Linked DNA regions of Homo sapiens: regions 1, 2 and 4 are each linked to region 3. Evidence: chromatin contacts called from ENCODE Hi-C or POLR2A ChIA-PET data. All regions are on one chromosome and are shown on one strand. The core of a region is the stretch at or near the end of the contact, and the rest is flanking DNA. Distances in the headings are between cores, read along the strand shown.

The links. Hi-C counts contacts between places; a loop is a spot of excess contacts on that map. ChIA-PET counts read pairs that join two places held with the same protein, here RNA polymerase II (POLR2A). Pooled maps may share reads with other maps.
Region 1: a loop to region 3 is called in a pooled map, with 4 times the contacts of the local background. The contact joins the enhancer-like site here to the promoter of LMCD1-AS1 in region 3. A Hi-C loop is called at or near these places in 2 of 50 pooled maps. POLR2A ChIA-PET finds 5 or more read pairs at or near these places in 2 of 52 experiments (A549 and GM12878).
Region 2: a pooled map shows a loop between it and region 3 (18-fold over the local background). The contact joins the promoter of ITPR1 here to the promoter of LMCD1-AS1 in region 3. A Hi-C loop is called at or near these places in 3 of 37 single-sample maps with no recorded cell type and 7 of 50 pooled maps. POLR2A ChIA-PET finds 5 or more read pairs at or near these places in 1 of 52 experiments (SK-N-SH).
Region 4: a pooled map shows a loop between it and region 3 (6-fold over the local background). The contact joins the promoter of BHLHE40 here to the promoter of LMCD1-AS1 in region 3. A Hi-C loop is called at or near these places in 1 of 37 single-sample maps with no recorded cell type and 7 of 50 pooled maps. POLR2A ChIA-PET finds 5 or more read pairs at or near these places in 2 of 52 experiments (PC-3 and Panc1).

Annotation. Positions count from the first base shown.
Region 1 is chr3:5,010,459-5,013,276 of GRCh38, forward strand. No RefSeq gene overlaps it. Among named protein-coding and RNA genes, the nearest start is that of BHLHE40-AS1, 32 kb to the left of the region's middle. RefSeq lists a silencer at 360-419 and enhancers at 2,000-2,069, 2,169-2,818. Within about 2 kb of position 1,393, at least 10 of the 41 ENCODE cell types and tissues checked have a DNase peak (open chromatin) inside an H3K27ac peak, as active enhancers do; they include GM12878, where a contact is called at or near this core.
Region 2 is chr3:4,492,084-4,494,886 of GRCh38, forward strand. ITPR1 (inositol 1,4,5-trisphosphate receptor type 1) reads left to right here and starts at 1,265. Exons shown (of 62, transcript NM_001378452.1): 1 at 1,265-1,522; 2 at 2,348-2,423. ITPR1-DT (ITPR1 divergent transcript) reads right to left here and starts at 1,080. Exons shown (of 2, transcript NR_108075.1): 1 at 701-1,080. RefSeq lists a silencer at 1,334-1,603.
Region 3 is chr3:8,500,368-8,503,067 of GRCh38, forward strand. It overlaps LMCD1-AS1 (LMCD1 antisense RNA 1), which reads right to left and starts at 1,291. Exons shown (of 4, transcript NR_033378.1): 1 at 1,104-1,291. It overlaps LMCD1 (LIM and cysteine rich domains 1), which reads left to right and starts at 1,456. Exons shown (of 6, transcript NM_014583.4): 1 at 1,456-1,613. The coding sequence starts at 1,572.
Region 4 is chr3:4,977,974-4,980,786 of GRCh38, forward strand. It overlaps BHLHE40 (basic helix-loop-helix family member e40), which reads left to right and starts at 1,464. Exons shown (of 5, transcript NM_003670.3): 1 at 1,464-1,825; 2 at 1,989-2,058; 3 at 2,328-2,435. The coding sequence starts at 1,746. BHLHE40-AS1 (BHLHE40 antisense RNA 1) reads right to left here and starts at 1,988. Exons shown (of 3, transcript NR_125916.1): 1 at 1,822-1,988. RefSeq lists enhancers at 1-45, 176-295, 1,596-1,745, 1,853-2,447 and silencers at 406-1,175, 1,386-1,445.

The sequences.
Region 1 (2,818 bases), core at 143-2,642, 3.5 Mb before region 3:
AGGCTGGAGTGCAGTGGTGCGATCTCAGCTCACTGCAACCTCTGCCTCCCAGGTTAAAGTGATTCTCCTGCCTCAGCCTCCCAAGTCGCTGGGATTACAGTTGCCCACCACCATACCCAGGTAATTTTTTGTATTTTCAGTAGAGACGGGGTTTTACTGTATTGGCCAGGCTGGTCTCGGACTCTTGACCTCAAGTGATCCACTTCGCCTCGGCCTCCCAAAGTGCTGGGATTACAGGCATGAGCAACTGTGTCTGGCAAAAAAATGTTTTTAATTTAAAAAAATTACATATAATCCAATCACCCAGCATTGATTTAAATGGTGTGGCTCCATCAAAAGGAATCACTCAGGTTGCATTTGCATCTTCATTTTGTCACCTGTGGTTACATGACCCTGGGCGCGGTGCCTCTCCAAGCCTCAGCTTCCTCAGGTATAAAATGGGTGTGTGCTTGGTACAGGGTTGTTGTGGGGTGAAAGGAGGTGTTACTATTGGCTCGATGCCTGGCCCATACAGCACAGGTGTGAACAATGACTGCTGATGGAACATCCTGCCTGATCCAAGGCCTACATGTTTGGCATTGGAGCTCACCAGAAAGCACAGCTGTTTCTTCCACAAATCAGCCCAGTTGCTCAGGAAGGAGGGCAGCCCTATGTAGGAGGAAGCACTTCTGCTTGCATGCAGGAGGTTGGAATCTCAAATCCTTGGGTCATCTTAAATTGCTTCCAGAGGCTGACCTCAGTGCTGGGTTCTTGACTAATCTACACCATTCAATCAGGGTGACTTTTGCCTTAGAATTCCACACCACTTGCTCTGGAGGGAAGGGAAGAGGAAGGACTAAAAGGAAGATGTGGCCTCAACCCTCCATTTTACAGGTGGAAAAACTGAAGCTCGGCTGGTGAAGGCACTAAGATCCCAGGGCTGCTAATGGCAAAGACAGGACTGGAGGCCAGCGTCCAGCTTCAGTTTTCTTGCCTGCAAATGGGTAGGCGAAAGCAAGGGAAACCCAGCTATCCTTAGAGGCTGGAAGCCCACCAGTCAGAAAGGCTAACCCTGTCGTGCTAACCAAAAAGCCACTGAGGGATTTCTTAAGTTAAGACGAAGGCAGCTTCTAAGAATCAGGGACTTGTGTTTTCTCCCAAGAGACTTTTGAAAGCAAAACTTGCAGGGACCCCCTCCTTAGAGACAGGAGGTCACAGCTGAGGTATCTGGCCAGATGCAAAGAACTTCCCTCTCTGTTCTTGTTAACACTGATAAAAAGGCTTCCTTCCTCATTCTCGGGACCAGCTTTTCACCCCGGGCCGCCGGCCGACTCAACCCCCATACCCCTCTTGTCATACTATCCTCCCACCGCCTCCACCCTCTTGCCACCCCGGACTTGACCTTGTCCTGGACTGTCCCTTTGACAAAATTCAGGGCCACCCGACTCTTCTTACCTTCGCTGGTGCCTCTTCCTCTGTCTTGCACTGGTGGGTTCATGTTTCACTTCTCCACCAGGGCGGTGGGTGGAGGCCACGAGGGCTGTCCCATCACCTCATGTTTGGCAGCTGTGGTGGGCCTGGGTGGGAGAAGGGTGTCTGGTTCTGGTTCTGCTGTCAGGAGAGGGCCTCTCCACCTGGCCAGCCCTGGTTTCCTCTTTTGCACCCTGGGGAGAGTCATCTCCCTCACAGTGTTGGGAGGTGGAAATTGGTGATCATGGCTAAGGTGCATGGAGCATCTATTATGTGCCAGGGATGTGGGATTTATCTCACGTAAGCCTCCTGACAACTCTGTTTTACACATGGGAAAACAAGTTCAGCGAGATGAAGTGGCTTGCCGGTGGCCACCAGGTAGTGATGGGTGGAGGAGGCAGCATTTGAACCCAGGTACTCAGCCCCCAGATCATGGGCTCTTAACCACATCCCCACACCATCTTCCTAAAAAGTAACATCTGTACCACACCCTTGGAACTAGCAGCAACAGAAGCTGCAGACTTTTGGAAAGGGAAAGTAGCTCCTCCATTCCACCCCCACCATATTTTGATGACAACTATGGACTCGATGCTCCTGCTTTCTTATCTCACAAAGGTGGGAAGGCAACAGTCTGTGTTTTCACTGGCACTCTCCCGTGTCCTGATAGAGGAAGTAGTAGCTCAGACAAGTTAAGGAAGTTGACCAGGGTCACACAGCTGGTCTGTGGCAGCAGGGAGAGTTAAATGCATGTTAACTTGTTCAGTTATTGAGCACCTGCTGCATACCAGCCTGCATGTCAATTGCTGGGTATGCTGTGGGATACTGCCCTCTCAGGTCTTACAGCTAAAGGAAGGGTGTTGATGGTGGAAATAGTGTGTTGACAGATTTTTTTTTTTTTTTTTTTGAGATGGAGTCTTGCTCTGTCACCCAGGCTGGAGTGCAGTGGCGTGATCTCGGCTCACTGCAACCTCTACCTCCTGGGTTCATGCAATTCTCCTGCCTCAGCCTCCTGAGTAGCTGGGATTACAGACGTGTGCCACCACGCCAAGCTAATTGTTGTATTTTTAGTAGAGACAGGGTTTCGCCATGTTGGTCAGGCTGGTCTCAAACTCATGGCCTCAAGTGATCCACCTGCCTCGGCCTCCCAAAGTGTTGGGATTACAGGCATGAGCCACTGGGCCAGGCCAAGTGACAGATCTTTATAGCTGGGCTGGTCCTGCTCCACAGAGCTGTCTCCCTTGGGCTGTTGACATTGAAATGACAAACACTGGGCAGCCAACTCACCATTAATTGCCAGGATGAATGGAGCCATCCCAGCTACAGAGCTCTGGCAGCTAGACCCTATGGCCACAGCAGGTCTTTTGGAGTG
Region 2 (2,803 bases), core at 15-2,514, 4.0 Mb before region 3:
TAATAAATATACCTACAGTTGGTAAAACTCAATAGCATGACGCATGAAAACTGCATGTGGTCTGGGCTCAATAAAATCAGCCTCCCCATTGATTATTATCATTATTATTACTATTGTTATAACAGATCTTTAGGCGGCGTCAGGAAGTGCCTGTCTGGGATGCTATAATGCGTTTGGCTCACCACTATGCCCCAGCGCCTGGCACCTAGTAAACACTCAGGAAACGTTTGAGGAATGAATATACGTCATTTGAGGCAAGACAGGGCAGTCGGCTGACTGCCTCCGGGCTTAGCTCTTCCCCTCCTTGCAAAAGCCGGAGCCCTAAGCAGCGTGTAGCCCGGGAGCCCAGGCATTACTTGGCAGCGGGTGAAACCCACCTTGCCCCATTCGGAGCTCTTGGAGAGCGCCCCGCCTGGATGCGCATCTCTGTGTGAGCGGCTCTTTCCTAAGCCCTTATTTTTCTGGTTTGCGGTTTATTTACTTAAGCATTTACAGCTCCCAGGAGCAGAGGGGCTGCTAGAGGTACGGTCAGGACTGAGGTCGCGGTTTGTATTTATTTTCTGCCTCCCAATCTCAGAGCCGGCAAGTCACAACACGGCTCCTTTATTTGTGCACCGGAGAGGTCTGCCTTTCTTTACCTCCTCACGGGCGATAAAAGACAAGCAACTCGGGCTCAGAAAAGTGCTCTCACGCGACTTGCCTGTGTCTCCGCTTGCGTGGACCGTCGCTCCCAGGCTTGGTTTCTCGTGCAAACCCGAGCAGGGCGGAGCAGATTAAATAAAGACACCTCGCGCCTTTAATCCTTGACCGCAAACACTGGCGTTTTTGTGCCCCGGATTTCTGAAATTCTTGGCTCGGGGAACCAAGGCAGGGGGAGGGTGGGCTTGTAAAAACTTCCCAAAGCAGAAATCCGAGCTCCTAGCCCCTCCCCGGCCCCAGTGACACCTGGATTCCAGGGAAGGGGGGCAGCCGGAGGAGAGGCGTCCCCAAGGGTTGCGGGCGCTTCCCAGGGGTGACTTTGAACGGCTGGCTCCAAGCCCTACCGACCCCAGCCAAGGAACAGGCTCAGCAGCCTGAAAGCCTCGCAGGACGCCCCTCCCCTGTCCCCGCACGCGTCTATTTAGGGCCCAGCCCGGGCGCCCAGGGGATTCTGGGACTTGTAGTCCCTCCCCGCAGCCTCAGGCGCCGCCACGACCCGCTACTTGGACTACATTGCCCAGGGAGCTTCCCGGCCTATATAAGCCACCCGGAGCCGCTTTAAAGTGCAGTAACCATGTGGATGTGCTGCTGAAGCGTTTCCTCAAGCTCGCTGGGGTGGGAGGAGAGGAGGAGGAGGAGGTGGTGGTGGAGGAGGAGGCAGGGGGTGGAGAGAGAGAAAGCGCACGCCGAGAGGAGGTGTGGGTGTTCCGCTTCCATCCTAACGGAACGAGCTCCCTCTTCGCGGACATGGGATTACCCAGCGGCTGCTAACCCCTCTCCTCGCCCTGCTCCCCCAAACCGGCGTGGCTCCCCGGGCACCAAGGTAGCGGCTGGGGCCGGGCAGAGGGCGCGGGGAGTTGGCACTGGCTCCCCGGGCGCAGAAGTTTTTGCCCCGCTCTCGGGGAGATCTTGATGGATGTGCATGCACTTGGCATGCATTTGGGGGTTCCTTTACTGCGGGCAGTTGTTTTGGGGGGAGCTCATTTGAAGCTTAAAAAACAAATATCCTCTACTCTAGTGCGTGGCTTTGGGGGCTCCCCATTCTGGTCTGATGTGGCATTCCCCCAAGTTGGAAACTGTTGCTGCAGCTGCAGGAAATAGTTCTTTTTTTTTTTTTTTTTTTGAAGAGAGGTTGTGGGGGTGTCATATGTGAGTCTGCTCAAGGAAATAATCTTTCTAAAAATGTATCCCTCTCTTGCGCTCCGTGGTTGGGAGAATAATGCATGTGTAGGGGCCCCCCGTGGGGAGGGTTTTTAAAAACGGAAGAAAACCGGAGAAGCGGTGAGGGATGAAGTGTGGACGAAGCTCATGTCCAATGAGGATGCGGGCTTCGGATACTTGGCCTTCTCGCCGGGAAACAAGTGCTTTGGGATCTGCCAAACACTTCCCTTAGTTCCAGCCTCCCGCACGTTCGAAGTTTGTGCGTGCCTAGTCTCAATTGTCAGTTACATCCTGGAAATAAGTAAGCGTAGTTACCTGGAATCTTCGCCCAAGCGATCCCACCAACCTGCCTACCAAGTTTGGGGGCGGGGGGGCTGTCCCCAGTGAAGGAGGCTAAAGAAGGTGGAAACTTGTAATTTGGAGCATTTCTGTTAGAGCTCATCTTCCGCGGTCTGGTACTCAGTCTTCTTTCTTTCTAAATATTTAGGAGCTGACTACAGAGGAGCAGGATTTGCACCCCTCGCTGGGCTTGCTTTGGCAACAGAGTGCCTGACCCAGGTCAGGTGAGTGTGGAAGCCTGAGTGCTGTAGTCAATAATGAGTTTTTGTCCTAAGCCTATTTTAAGTTCTATCTAAACCGCCAAGGAGGTGGGGAGTAAGAAAGAAAAAGAAACTCCGTGGCTCAGTCTTCAAAATTTGCCTCTGCCTTTGGTGAGGGCTTTTGGGAGCAGAGGTCCAGTGGACAGTCCGTTTCTTGGAAGTAGCTGAGAATTGAAGGAGCCTGAAAGTTTATGAGAGAGGAGGGGAAAAGGCCATTAAATGGAGCAATAAAACGGCGGCCCATTGCCGGTCTGAAAAGCATGCTGATGATTTAAATTCTGAAGGATACAGTGCATTTCATATGCCAAAATGTGTAAGCAGTATTAACTGCCTCTCTCCTTCAA
Region 3 (2,700 bases), core at 41-2,540:
ATGTAATAAAAAGTCACAATTCAGGATCCCTGGCTGAGATTTGGGATGACTGGAGATGATGATAAGAACTAAATTGGAGGAGGCTTTCAAGAGGAAAAAGCCTCCAGCAAGAGACAGCCCCACAGTGGGAACTGCAGCCTCCCCTTCTCACCAAATCCCTCCCGAATGGTGTACTTCGGGACCACTCTTCAGTCTCTGTGCAACCGAGTTTTATTTTAGCCCACGGGACCCTGGTTTTTCTGGCAGGGGGCACTGCAAAGACGGGTTACAGGCCGAACACCTCACAACAGAGACAGCAGTATTCTCTCTAGGATAAAAAGGGCTTGTGTTTAATCCTCTGTCAGGGCAGGGGGGAAATGCCTCTGGAATCCAAGTCTGTGGAACCGGCTCAGCAGAGAGATGTGGCTTTATAGGCAAACAACGTGGCATAGAGAGAGGAACCTGGCCAATTCTGTCTTATAAGAGTAGTTATGTTATGCGTTGCAAGGACTCCACATTCCATGGATTTGTGAACTCAGATGGAATCTTGTTTGTCCAGGCCTGCATGACCCCATTTATCTAAAAATTACTAACTTCCTAGTTTATAGTTTACAATCCTGTGCCCGCCGCCTCCCTCCCCCCCCCCGCCACGCCCCCATGAGCTTTCTCTCTATTACTCTCAGTCTCTCAGGTTAAAGCCTTGCTCAGTAATTCAGCTGTGGACCAGTTATTCTGATTATTTCCTCATCTATCGTCTTACAGTCATAATAATAATAATATCTGAGATAATATGAGCATACAACAAGACAGTATGTCCACAGGAGCATCTCTAAGATCAGGACAGTGATTTCTTGCTCATGGAATAAGAAGGATTTATGTTAAAGCAAGTTATAAGAAAGCAGTTTAATACTTTACGAACGTTAAGTTTAAAAAAATCATAACTCGCTGGAATCTTTTCTCCTCTCTGGATATTGGAGAACTCGCCCAGGTTTGGGAAACGTTAGCCAGCTCCTGCAAAACACCTCCTCCCTCAGCCCTCCCCGCGCCCCCTACGACCAGGCAGAAAGGGTGGGAAGGGGAGCACAGCTCAGCATTTATTTCTGGATCCAGCTCACTAAAAATACCTCGGCTCTCCTGTTTGATCACTCTCCCTTTTGACCTGAATGGATCGCGGGAGCCGCGCCGCCCGCCCCACCTTCGGCCCGTTGCCCTTTAAAGGAAAAGGGCGTGGGGACGGATTCCTGCCGCTCGAGGGATAGAAGGGAGCTGGGTAGTCAGGGGCCGCGGCCATGCTGACGTCAGGGCAGCCGGCGCTCAGCTCCGCTCGCTGCCACAGTGCAGAGACCTCCCTGAGGGAGGGGGACAGCCTCGCGCTGGGATTGGCTGGCCTCGCGCGAGCGCCGGCGCGGAGTGGCTGGCGAGGTTTTAGAGGGAGTCCCGCTCTCCAATTAAAGCGGCCCAGCTGCGCCTGGCTGCGCACAGAGCTCCCTCCCAGGCCCGCGAACTTGGCCATTCAGCCGCCGCTGTCCCCGCTGCGCGCCCTCGCGCCTCTGCCTGAGAAGCCAGGCGCTGTTCCCCCACCCCAGAAGAGGATGGCAAAGGTGGCTAAGGACCTCAACCCAGGAGTTAAAAAGGTGAGTGGAAAGCTGTTTGTATTTACCCAGATTCTTACTTTTTCTTGTTCCCCTTCCCATCTGTTCGCGGAAACTTCCCAAAAGGTAATGAGAAGGGAACTCTTTAAATTCCAAAACTGCATGGAAAACAAATAGTTGGGAATACATGTTTGAGCTAACAGGCACACACACCCCAAACCCAATGTTGTGTAAAATATTTGCAAAGGGTCTTATGTCTTTGGTGATGCTAGTTAAAGTTTAATTAAGGTTTTACATATATATACAATATATATAAAATGTATATAAAATATATATATAAAATATATATAATATATATTATATATAATATATAAAATATATATTATATATAATATATATTATATATAAAATATATAATATATATTATATAAAATATATATAATATATATTATATATAAAATATATATAATATATAATATATATATATGAAATCTTATGGTCTGTAAAGGAAAAACCCCTAGCTTCCTCACTCCCTGTCCTCAGGTGGCTGAAGTAAGGGTTGAGAGCATGTAATATTTACTCACAGTCTCCCTTTTGCTATTATCCCAGTGTTTTGTGTGTTTCCCCCAATACACACACACACACACACACACACACACACACACACACGCACGCAGTTTCTTTAGTTGGTGATGTTGGCAGTGGCAGCAGTTCCAGCATAAGGGAACTGATTTCTGTCCCCAGGGTCTGCACGTTTCCCTTACAAGAAGGGCTGGCCCGGAGCCCAGAAGGTCATGGGTAAACTCCTGCACAGGAGCCTGCGGCTGTGCCTATAGCTCCAATACCACTTGTTGCCTACCTGAATGCAGCTGGGAGAAGGCACAGGCTGGAGACTTAGAGAACATGTGAACGGGAAGGGAACAGAGAGACAACCTAGGCTTTACAGATCGGGAAACTGAGGCCCGGGGTCACAGAGAGTTGGTTCTAACAGGCAGCTGACTGTAAGGCAAGCCCTAGGCATCCAGACTCAGTCCCTGCCACTTTTTAACTGCACATGATTCACCAGGTCACTTTTCTGAGCCTCAGTTTCCTTGTCTCTGATGTGGGGAGGATAGGCCTAACCTCCCTC
Region 4 (2,813 bases), core at 214-2,713, 3.5 Mb before region 3:
CCCAGGGCTGCCTTTCCTTTATTGCTCAATTTAACCTCTTCCTAGAGGTTCTGCAAGTTCAAGGGCAGGATCCGTGTCGGATTCATCAACTAGTGCAGCGCCTAGTGCAGAGCAGGGGGCTCAAGAAATACGTGTCGACCGCATGATTGCTAAGATTTCCCTGTAACAGGCGGTTTTTTTTTCTTGTCTCTCTCATCCCTCCTGCCCTGGGTGCAGACCGCGAACAGCGCCGCCGAACTTCCCAACAGGCAGGGAGAGGGCCGATCCGGGCTGGCACGCCACGTCCCCGGGGTCTCAGTCCCTGGGTCAACGCAGAGAGGCTCGCGGTCCGCGGTGCTACGACCTGAGCCCGGCCACGTGAAGCGTCACGCCCTGCGCTGCTGCAGGGCAGGCGCCGCCGCCGCGGTTGTGTAACGCTGCAGCCGGAGGGGAGGCGACCGGGGCGCCTCTGCTCCGGAGGGGGCAGAGGAGGGAGGGAGCGCCGGGCACAGCGCCCGGTATCTTTCTGCGCTTGACTGGCCGGGAGGAAGGGGGTGACACTGGGGCACCCAGGGGGCTGCGCAACCGGGTGCCCGCCCGCCCGCAGGTTGTGCCCAGGAGCGGAGCTCCTGGGAGCGAGGGGCCCTCGGCTCACACCCTCCACGGTCAGGTGCGCGCGGCGTGCTCGGCGGCAGCCTCAGCTGCCCCTGCGCTTGGCCGTCGGCCCGCTTCCCATGGGGTGACATCCGCCCCGCCCCTCGGTCCCTCCCCAAGGCGGGCAATTCCTGGACGCGAGGGTGAGCAGTGGGGGCAGGGAAGCCAGGACGGAAAGAAACCCCAGCCTCTGGGGAAGGCTGGGGGGCCGGGCGACTCCCTCCGCAGCGCGCCGGTTCCTCCAAGCGGGCCGGGCGGGGGAGGAGGAAGAGGGCTGGGCTGGAGCTAGCAAGGGGATATTCCTCTCCCGGCTTGAGTCAGACGCGGGCGGATCCGTCCTCCCCCGTTCCCTCCCAGGAGACGGGAACTTACTTCATTTCCCTGGGGCAGGTTCGCCCACGTTACCAACTTCTCCCCCTCCCCCAGCACCCCCGTCCCTTCCAGCTTCCGCGCCCCCCACCCAACTGGGCAGGACCCAGGTCGTGCTGCCACCCCCTCTTCGGGGAAAGGCGGCCGCAGCCGCAGACACCTGGGGGCCGGGGCTGGGGGTGGGGGCTCCCTAGCAGCCGCCGGAGCGTTGTCCAACACGTGAGACTCATGTGATGAAGCCGGGGGAGGGCGGGCAGGTCGCTCCTTCCCTCCCCGGCAGTGGCCAGACGTGCCTGGAGTCACAGGGTAGAACACGTAGCTCCAACCCACCCACTCGCTCCCATTTAACCCAGCCCGCAGCCTCTCCATTACTCCTCGGCTTGCCCCCCCACCCCCCCACTCCGCCCTAACCGCCCCCCCCTCACCCGCTCCCTCCCGCCTCCCCGCCCGCCCCACTTCTCATTCACTTGGCTCGCACGGCGCAGACAGACCGCGCAGGGAGCACACACCGCCAGTCTGTGCGCTGAGTCGGAGCCAGAGGCCGCGGGGACACCGGGCCATGCACGCCCCCAACTGAAGCTGCATCTCAAAGCCGAAGATTCCAGCAGCCCAGGGGATTTCAAAGAGCTCAGACTCAGAGGAACATCTGCGGAGAGACCCCCGAAGCCCTCTCCAGGGCAGTCCTCATCCAGACGCTCCGCTAGTGCAGACAGGAGCGCGCAGTGGCCCCGGCTCGCCGCGCCATGGAGCGGATCCCCAGCGCGCAACCACCCCCCGCCTGCCTGCCCAAAGCACCGGGACTGGAGCACGGAGACCTACCAGGGTAAGTTGGCACTCCTTGGCCCTTCAAGCCTCAACTGCAGCCCCATGTTATGCGCCACTCTCAACTTGGAGCAGCTCCGGGCGCACCGGGAGGTTCTTGCCCGGCAGAACGCCTGCAGCCGTGCGCAAGCAGTCACGACCCTTCCTGGTCTCTCTTCCTGCAGGATGTACCCTGCCCACATGTACCAAGTGTACAAGTCAAGACGGGGAATAAAGCGGAGCGAGGACAGCAAGGTAAGCAAGTGCACCCCTAGGGACCCTGCGCTCAGCCCCTCGCGCGCGCTGAGTTTCCAAGAAAAGTTTTCTCGCTTTGAGGTTGGCGAGGGGATGCAGGGTGTGGGCTCGGTGCCTCTTCTGAGTGACTTGGAAAAGAAAGGGCAGACGATGGTTCTGGGTGCTACTCTGCTACTCTGCTCCTCTGCCGGACTGTTGCTGCGGGGCTGGGAGGATAGGCTTCTCATCTCCTTCCCCAAGCGCCCACCGCCTCCCCGTGCGTCTTGCAGGAGACCTACAAATTGCCGCACCGGCTCATCGAGAAAAAGAGACGTGACCGGATTAACGAGTGCATCGCCCAGCTGAAGGATCTCCTACCCGAACATCTCAAACTTACAGTAAGTGAGAAGCTGGCCCCTTTCCAACCCAGTCCTTTGCCCAGAGGGCGGGCGGGTCACTCGCCGCCTGCAGGTTCCGCGGGGAACTGCAGACCAGACTGGCGGATCAGAGCTGGCGGGTGGCTCTGCGGTGGGGTCCTCCTCCACAGTCCTGGCGTTTTCTGGCTGACTCATGCAAATGAGGCGAGAACCACTTGGACCTCTCCAAGTTGGCTCCAACACCAACTGGCCTTCCTTTTCAGGAGTTTAACTTCTGGTGATTTTCAGGATTCCCTAGTTTTTCTCACTTAAAGGAACACGCCAAGAAACACACACATTTTATTTACCCCTTCCCCTCTACCACTCCCCCCACCTTTTTTGTTGTTGTTGTCAAATAAG